Linked DNA regions of Homo sapiens: regions 1 and 3 are each linked to region 2. A link is a contact called in ENCODE Hi-C or POLR2A ChIA-PET data. All regions are on one chromosome and are shown on one strand. Each heading gives the region's core, a stretch centred on a gene start or an enhancer-like site at or near the end of the contact. The rest is flanking DNA. Distances are from core to core; before and after follow the strand shown.

Region 1 (2,700 bases), core at 29-2,528, 720 kb before region 2:
GGACATTATATTGATTTTTTTTTGAATTTATGTGTGTAAGTAGGTTATATTATCTAGGAATTTTATTTCGGGATGGGAAAAGGGGGCAGTGCAAAAATACTCAATAAAAAAAATAGCCGGGCATGGTGGCTCACAGTGGCTCACACCTGGAATCCCAGCACTTTCGGAGGCTGAGGCAGGTGGATCATTTGAGGTCAGGAGTTCGAGACCAACATGGCCAACATGGTGAAACCCCATCTCTACTAAAAATACAAAAATTAGCCGGGCGTAGTGGCACGTGCCTGTAGTCCCAGCTACTTGGGAGGCTGAGGCCGGAGAATGGCTTGAACCTGGGAGGCGGAGGTTGCAGTGAGCTGAGATCGCACCACTGCACTCCAGCCTGGGCGACAGAGTGAGACCCTGTCTCAAAAAAAAAAAATTGGGTACCGGTCTGACGGGATTGAACTCCCTTGTTGTAGGGCCTCATAGGTCATTGCAAGGCTAGTGAGGTTGGAAAAGTGCAGGAAAAAAGTCACCATTACCCAGGCACTGTGGGGTTGCCCCTCTGGTCCCCATTTTGCCATTGACATAATGGGCGTCAGTCTGACCAGCAAAAGACTAAACTCCCCTTTTCCAGCCCTGCAATTCAAATATCCCAGATGGGGGTAAATCTAGGAAGGCCACCTGGAGGAGGGGAGGAGCAAAATAGTTCGTTTTTAGTACCTATTGTGTCTGCCATGCTGGCAGCTATGTGAAGCTATTTATTTATTTATTTTTATTTATTTGTATTTTTATTGCCTGGGATAGAGTGCAATGATGTGATCTTGGCTCACTGCAACCTCTGCTGCTCGGATTCAAGCAATTCTTGTGCCTCAGACTCCCGAGTAGCTGGGATCACAGGCGTGCACCACCATGCCAGGCTAATATTTTGTATTTTTAGTAGAGATGGGGTTTTGCCATGTTGGTCAGGCTGGTCTCCAACTCCTGACCTCAGGTGATCCGCCCGCCTCGGCCTCCCAAAGTGCTGGCATTACAGGTGTGAGCCACCATGCCCGGCCGATGTGAAGCTATTTATATCCTCACCACAATCTCAAATCAGAGGGGTGAAGTTACTTAGCTAGGGTCACACAGCAAGGAAGCTTTGGAACCCTGGTCTGAGCGATTTCCTGACAGGTCCTGGCAGATGAGGGGAAGGAAGGAGGGGGAGGAGCCCTCTGTGACAGTTGTCCCAGAAAGGGCATAAACAGGATGTGGTGTTGGATGAAACCTTCCTCCTACTGCACAGCCCGCCCCCCTACAGCCCCGGTCCCCACGCCTAGAAGACAGCGGAACTAAGAAAAGAAGAGGCCTGTGGACAGAACAATCATGGTCAGGGGCCAGGGGTTCTATGGGAAGAGCTGGGGCTGGGGTTGGGGCTGGGGCTTGGAGGACACCTGGGCGAAGGTCAGGCTATGGGATGGAGGTCACGGGCCGGGAAGGGGGCCCAACTGTGGTGAACAGCCCGGCTGGAAGAACAGAGAGACAGTGGCTCTGGGTTTAGGCTCAGGAAGTGGATCTCTGCACCTCCTTGAGTGTCCCCCAAGAGTCCCCGTGGAGAAGGCGGGAACCCAGCCTCTGCTCCGCCCCCCAAGCTGAGTGCCCTGGTGAGGGGTATCTACTCTGTGGGAAGGGTGCCTTTTCTCAATGTTCACAAAGGCATCAGATGGGCCGGCGCGATGCTCCTCTTCATTAGTGGATGGAGAAACAGGTTTGGGGAAGGGGTGAGGGCTGAGGCCAGGCCATTTCAGCTCTTCCTGGGTCCCTCCGGCAGTCTGACTCCCTGGTGGTGTGCGAGGTAGACCCAGAGCTAACAGAAAAGCTGAGGAAATTCCGCTTCCGAAAAGAGACAGACAATGCAGCCATCATAAGTGAGTGACATCTTCCCCCACAGAAGGATGGGAGGGCGGTGGTGAGGGCAGATAGGGAGGGCTGGGCTTGTGTCCCCCATGGATCAGGGGGAGTGTCTAATCCCTGTGTGCCACCCCTCCCCAGTGAAGGTGGACAAAGACCGGCAGATGGTGGTGCTGGAGGAAGAATTTCAGGTGATGGGCTGGGGTGATTGGGACTGGGAGGTACAGGGTGAGACTGGGAGAACCAAGTGGTTGGAACTGATATGAAGAGCCTGGCATGGGGGTAGAAAGACCTGGAGATTGGCCGAGCACAGTGGCTCATGCCTGTAATCCCAGCACTTTGGGAGGCCGAGGCAGGTGGATCACCTGAGGTTGGGAGTTCAAGACCAGCCTGGCAAACATGGTGAAACCCCATCTGTACTAAAAATATAAAAAGTTAGCTAGGCATGGTGGTGGGCACCTGTAATCACAGCTACTTGGGAGGCCGAGGCAGGAGAATCGCTGGAACCCGGGAGATGGAGGCTGTAGTGAGCCGAGATTGTGCCACTACACTTCAGTCTGAACCACAGAGCAAGACTCTGTCTCAAAAACAAAAACAAAAAACAAAAAAACAAAAAACCCTGGAGATCAAGTTCTAGCTCACTCATGACCCCCAGCAAGAGACTTTGCCTGTTTGTGTCTCTATTTCCTCATCTGTGAAATGGGGAGAATAGTACTTATCTCATAGGCTTGTTTTTACATCCAGTGATTTAATTCTTGTAATGGGTTTAGAACAAGGCCTGGCACTTAGTATGTGCTCAATAAGGTGATGATGATCTTAATAATGATGATA
Region 2 (2,700 bases), core at 126-2,625:
CTGTCGATACCCTTGAGCAACTTGCCCACGTTGGCTCTCATCTGCTCAAACATCGCCATGACTTCTGTCGCCTTCCACAACCAGGGCTGGAGGCTAACACTGACCCGGCACGGCGTCCTCAAGGACGGGAACAGGAAGAGGTGGTGGAAACGGAAACGACGTCGTTGTTGTCGCTCCAGCTCCTTGGGTGCGGTAAAGGGAAAGGCTCTAGCAGCAGCCGCCACGCTTTCCGGCTGCCACGTGACTTCTTCCTCGCAGGCGCAATTGGCGCGTGCGCATTCGCGCCACTCAAGCTGGACAGACAGCGTGAGAAAAATCTTACTGGATCCCAGTGCGCAGGCGCCTCTCGTGGCGAGGGGGCGGGGCTAAGCTTTTCCCGGGCCTCACAGACCCAGTTCCAGTGCCGGTAGCGCGGGAGCGTGCGCGCGCGAACTCACCGGGAAGCACCCGGAGCTCTGGCGGCGTGCGCGCGCGTTGTATTGCGCGCGGCCATGAGGCCACGGAGCTCTGCGGGAATGCACGCAGCAGCCTTACGTTTAGGCCATGGCCAAGTTCCGAGGGAGGTGTTCTGAGGTCCCTCTTGCCACAGGCCTGGGCGCCTGGTGCAGGATCCTGAGCTCTCCAGTTTCAAGTCTCAGCCCTTGGTCCCCAGCTCCAGGAGGAGGGTCCCACAAAGCTACTGTGCTCTGCCGGGCAGGGGCTGGGGTGAGGGCTCCTGGACTTCGCCGGATCGCGCCCCGTCTCCATTAGGTTCCGGTCTTGGAGCTGAGGGCGAGCGTCCCATTTGTACTGCCATGAATTATATATTATGTATAGGTTTTGTACACTGCAGGCCTACAAAATGCAGTTATGTGCCATGCATGTGGAGGTATATGTCCTGGGTACATCCACGTGTGTACTGTGCACACAGGTATCCAGGCAGATGCACGTCTACACGCCTGCGCAGTGCAGAGGAGGTAACCCAAGTGCATGTATGTGACAGGTGAACAGGCATGTACACTGCATAGCCATCCCTTTGCAGACCTGCCGCCTTCGGGTTGTGGCCAAACCTTCAAGCACCCAGCAGAGGTTTAGACACTACCTAGGAGACGGGGGCGGGGGTTCTAAGGCACCCCCCTCCAACCCAGTTACGATTAAGATCATTTGCATCACATTTACATCCAGCCCTGGGCCTTGGAGGTTGAGGGTGGTCCCTTGGGTCCCAAGACAAGCTGCCCCTCAGAGGCTCTCAGAGCCCAGGGGACGGGGGGGTGGAGCCCGTTGCACAGTCGTGCAGTGCAGCTGGGGCAGGAAGCGAGAGTGAGGAGGGGGGAGGCCACAGCCCGCGGAGGCAAGGCGGGTGCAGGGCTTCTGGGGACGGAGGGAGGTGCCAGAAGTTGAGCCCTGAGGCCCTGCTGGCCCCTGGGCGCAGGCCCAGCTCAGGCCCCCAGGGATGGACGTCGTGGACCCTGACATTTTCAATAGAGACCCCCGGGACCACTATGACCTGCTACAGCGGCTGGGTGGCGGCACGTATGGGGAAGTCTTTAAGGTGAGGAAGCCCCTCTGTCCCCAACACCCTACAACCAGTGACCTTTAAGGCAAGCCCTCGGCAGGGAGGAGGCTGCAAGAGGGGGTCCCAGTTCTTGACCTTGACTCAGGGATGCTGTGGAGGGACTCTGGCAAATGGAGCCTGCCTGACTGCCAACTTCCCCTTTGCAAGGCTCGAGACAAGGTGTCAGGGGACCTGGTGGCACTGAAGATGGTGAAGATGGAGCCTGGTGAGGAGGGAACATGGAGCTCCTTCCCCACATCCCCACCTTCGCCTCCTGGGACACTGGGATCACCTCCCCTGTAGCTCTCTCCCCATGCGAGCTGCCTTTTCTCTCCCGCCCTCCTCACAGATGATGATGTCTCCACCCTTCAGAAGGAAATCCTCATATTGAAAACTTGCCGGCACGCCAACATCGTGGCCTACCATGGGAGTTATCTCTGGTGATGAACCTCAGACCCACCCTGGCACCCAGCCCAGCCCCTAACCCGGAGTCCCCATTTCTTGATGGGGGTACCCTCAGTTCTTTTTTTTTCTTTTCTTTTTCTTTTTTGAGATGGAGTCTTGTTCTGTTGCCAGGCTGGAGTGCAGTGGCATGATCTCAGCTCACTGCAACCTCTGCCTCCTGGGTTCAAGCAATTCTCTGCCTCAGACTCCCGAGTAGCTGGGATTACAGGCGCTCACCACCCTGCCCGGCAAATTTTTGTATTTTTAGTAGAGATGGGGTTTCACCATCTTGGCCAGGCTGGTCTTGAACTCCTGACCTTGTGATCCACTCGCCTCGGCCTCCGAAAGTGCTGGGATTACAGGTGTGATCCACCGCGCCTGGTCTTGGCACCCTCAGTTCTAACCTTGAACTTCCATTTCTCACCATAACCCGACCTCCCATCCTGGACCCCCATTTTTGACTGGGCTAACCCTACCATGATCCTCACTCCTAAGTCCCACTTTTCTGACCAGAGCAGCCTCTAATCTAATCTCCAATCTAAAATTCCCATTTCTGACCAAGAGTACCCCAAATTGATCTCTTCATAGTAACTGAATTTGAAATCAACTCCCTTGAAACGAAGCTCTCACCATTCTGCTCTTTGGCTCACCCAGTTTCACTCTCTGCTCCTTTAATATAAACTCCTAAATTCCCTGATCCCCAAATTAATATTCCAGATGCC
Region 3 (2,882 bases), core at 337-2,836, 580 kb after region 2:
CCAAAGCAAAACACACTGCTGGGCTCTGCCCTTGCTGGAAGAATTTAAACCCAGGCCAGACAGTGAGCAGCCTGGTCCCCTGTACCCCACCCCCCGCACCCCCGGACCTCTTATGAGGCAACAAAGTGTAGTGGCTAAGAACAGGGGCCCTGGACCCAGGCTGCATGCCTCCCTGTCCCAGCTCCTCTACCTGGCAGGCAGCTTCACCACTCGTGCCTCAGTTTCCTCATCATTACCATGGGGATATCACAGCAGTGACGTCTTAGGGTAGTTACAAGAACTGAATGAGATCATGCACGTGAGGCGCTTACGGCAGGGCTTGGCACAGAGTCAGCACCCATTAATGTTCATTATTACTGCTTTTCCTTCCCCATGAAACCAGGCAGTGCTGGCTGGCCACCCCAACAGATACTCTCAATTCATTTTTTCTCTGGCTTCCTCCTCAGGAAAGGCTGAAAAGTTAAATAACATTTGCCACCTTCCTTGGAGCTAGGGGAGGCTATGCGACATGGCAGCAGGAGCGATGTGTCCATGAGGGGAAAGATCAAGAGAATCAAAGCGGCTCTGCCCTGACACTGCCCAGCCACCAAACTAACACTGGCAGCCAAGCACCTCCAGGTGTGCTGTTGTGAGCGAGAAATAAGCCCTCATTCAATCAAGCTGCAGTGAGCGGGGGTTTCTGTTCCTGAAACTTGAAGACATTCCTGGCCGAATGCACATACCATGATGCAAATGGCTCAAGGCGCACACCCATGGTAATTGTTTGCCAATTTCAGCTCAGGCCCGCTGCTGAGAACCCCTGACCCAGAGGAAAAACAGTGGGTGGCTGAGCCATACAGTGCTTACCAAGCCCAGTCGCTGTGTTCCACCCTTCCTTTTCAGCTGTATCTACTCCCCATCTGTACAATTATTTACATACACGCACACACACACACACACACACACACATACGTATCTCTCTCGCTCTATTGCCCGGGGCTGGAGTACAGTAGCATGGCCTCGACCTCCTGGGCGCAAGTGATCCTCCTGCCATAGCCGTCCGAGTTCCTGGGACTACAGGTGCATGCCACCAAGCCTGGCTATTTAAAACATTTTTTGTAGAGATGGAGTCTCACTCTGCTGCCCAGGCTGGTCTTAAACTCTTGGCCTCAAGTGATTCTCCTGCCTTGACCTCCCAAAGAGCTGGGATTATAGAGTGAGCCACTGCACCCAGCCCTCAAGTGATGTTCAAGCTTTATATATTTAAAAAGAATCCATATCACCACTAAAAATGAAAAATTGCTATCTTTTGCTACAAAGAAAAGCAAACTTAAAAAATAAACACAATGAAAACAAAACATAGTCACAGTCATTCATTATCTGACGTTGCATAATTTGGGTTCAATGGACTGGCAAAAAATTTTTCACTTTCCTTTTCTATTGCGGGGAACATCAGATCTGGCAATACTCAGGGATAAGACTGGCTCCAGCTGAGCAGGGCTGCCCCTTGGAGAGGGAACACATTTCCTTTTCACAGAAACTGTGTTCAGAAGGGAGATGATTTGACTGTGATCTCCCGGATGGCTGTGGATGAATTAGGCTGGGGACCGCCTCACTCCCTCCTCTATTCAGGGCCTCCTCAGAGAGGCCTTCCTTGGCCACCTTGTCCGAAAATTGCCCTGTGAGGCCAGTCCCCTTCCCTGCTTTATTCATCACTATATACTCCTATATACATCCTATGTACACTATATACATCCAACTTATCCTATATTCACTTCTTTTTTTTTTTTGAGACCGAGTCTCGCTCTGTTGCCCAGGCTGGAGTGCAGTGGCGCAACCTCAGCTCACTGCCACCTCTGCCTCTGGGTTCAAGCGATCCTCCCACCTCAGCCTCTCAAGTAGCTAGGATTACAGGTGTGTGCCACCACGGTTGGCTAATTTTTTTGTATTTTTAGTAGAGACGGGGTTTAGTAGAGACGGCCACCATGTTGGCCAGGCTGGTCTTGAACTCCTGACCGCAAGTGACCCGCCCACCTTGGCCTCCCAAAGGTGTTGGGATTACAGGTGTGAGCCACCATGCCCAGCCCTATATTCACTTTTTATCTGTTTACTGTTTTATTCTCCAGTAGGATGTCCGTTCCCTTAAGGTAAGGAGTTTGTTTTTTCATTCCTGAATCCCTAGTGCCTAGAAGCAGATAGTAGGTGCTCAAATGCATATTTGCTGAGTGAAGGAAAATAAATGAATGAACAAACGAAACCTGTTCATGTTCTTTCCAAGTTCCCTAAGGCCCTGGTTACCACGTAGGAAAAGTGCCGTTCTTCCTGCTGTGTGAGAGGCAATGCTAGGAATTTACTTGGAACTTGGGAGCTTTTATCACATGAAAAAGGAATGTGCTAGATTAAAACAAGTATCTATGAGCCCATAGGATATAAATTAGTAACTAAATAAAGAAATAAGGGGGAAGGGACAGGTCTTCCTTACAGAAGAGTTCCAATTAATAAATGTAGATGGAATGAGAGGCACACAAAAACTGCCATCAGGGAAACAGCACAGCAGTAACTGCTGTAGACAAGACCCGGCCACCAATGGATGGTAAAATTAGTGGGTGGAAGTTTGAGGAAAAGCGGGATGTGGGATATTAGCATAGCCTCAAAGTTTCTCCCCAAAGGTAGCATTTTTGTTTTGTTTTAAAGAGACAGGCTCTTGCTCTGTCACCCACACTGGAGTGCAGTGGCACGATCTCAGCTCACTGCAATCTCCGCATCCTGGGCTCAAGCGATCCTCCTGCCTCAACCTCCTGAGTAGCTGGGACTACAGGTGTGCACCACCACACCTGGCTAATTTGTTTCTATTTTATTTTTTTAGAGCTAGGGTCTCACTTCATTGCACAAGCTGGTTTCAA

The links. Hi-C counts contacts between places; a loop is a spot of excess contacts on that map. ChIA-PET counts read pairs that join two places held with the same protein, here RNA polymerase II (POLR2A). Pooled maps may share reads with other maps.
Region 1: a loop to region 2 is called in a map of CD8-positive, alpha-beta T cell, with 3 times the contacts of the local background. The contact joins the promoter of GMFG here to the promoter of MAP4K1 in region 2. A Hi-C loop is called at or near these places in 1 of 168 maps with a recorded cell type or tissue (CD8-positive, alpha-beta T cell), 1 of 37 single-sample maps with no recorded cell type and 14 of 50 pooled maps. POLR2A ChIA-PET finds 5 or more read pairs at or near these places in 2 of 52 experiments (Caco-2 and activated T-cell).
Region 3: a loop to region 2 is called in a pooled map, with 5 times the contacts of the local background. The contact joins the enhancer-like site here to the promoter of MAP4K1 in region 2. A Hi-C loop is called at or near these places in 1 of 168 maps with a recorded cell type or tissue (naive thymus-derived CD4-positive, alpha-beta T cell), 2 of 37 single-sample maps with no recorded cell type and 5 of 50 pooled maps. POLR2A ChIA-PET finds 5 or more read pairs at or near these places in 1 of 52 experiments (CD4-positive, alpha-beta T cell).

Annotation. Positions count from the first base shown.
Region 1 is chr19:39,334,621-39,337,320 of GRCh38, reverse strand. GMFG (glia maturation factor gamma) reads left to right here and starts at 1,278. Exons shown (of 7, transcript NM_004877.4): 1 at 1,278-1,347; 2 at 1,790-1,886; 3 at 2,011-2,060. The coding sequence starts at 1,345.
Region 2 is chr19:38,616,628-38,619,327 of GRCh38, reverse strand. It overlaps MAP4K1 (mitogen-activated protein kinase kinase kinase kinase 1), which reads left to right and starts at 1,375. Exons shown (of 31, transcript NM_001042600.3): 1 at 1,375-1,531; 2 at 1,703-1,760; 3 at 1,884-1,974. The coding sequence starts at 1,433. It overlaps EIF3K (eukaryotic translation initiation factor 3 subunit K), which reads right to left and starts at 140. Exons shown (of 8, transcript NM_013234.4): 1 at 1-140. The coding sequence starts at 59. RefSeq lists an enhancer at 802-851.
Region 3 is chr19:38,031,740-38,034,621 of GRCh38, reverse strand. All of the region lies in intron 2 of SIPA1L3 (signal induced proliferation associated 1 like 3), which reads right to left. Among named protein-coding and RNA genes, the nearest start is that of SIPA1L3, 130 kb to the right of the region's middle. Within about 2 kb of position 1,586, at least 6 of the 41 ENCODE cell types and tissues checked have a DNase peak (open chromatin) inside an H3K27ac peak, as active enhancers do.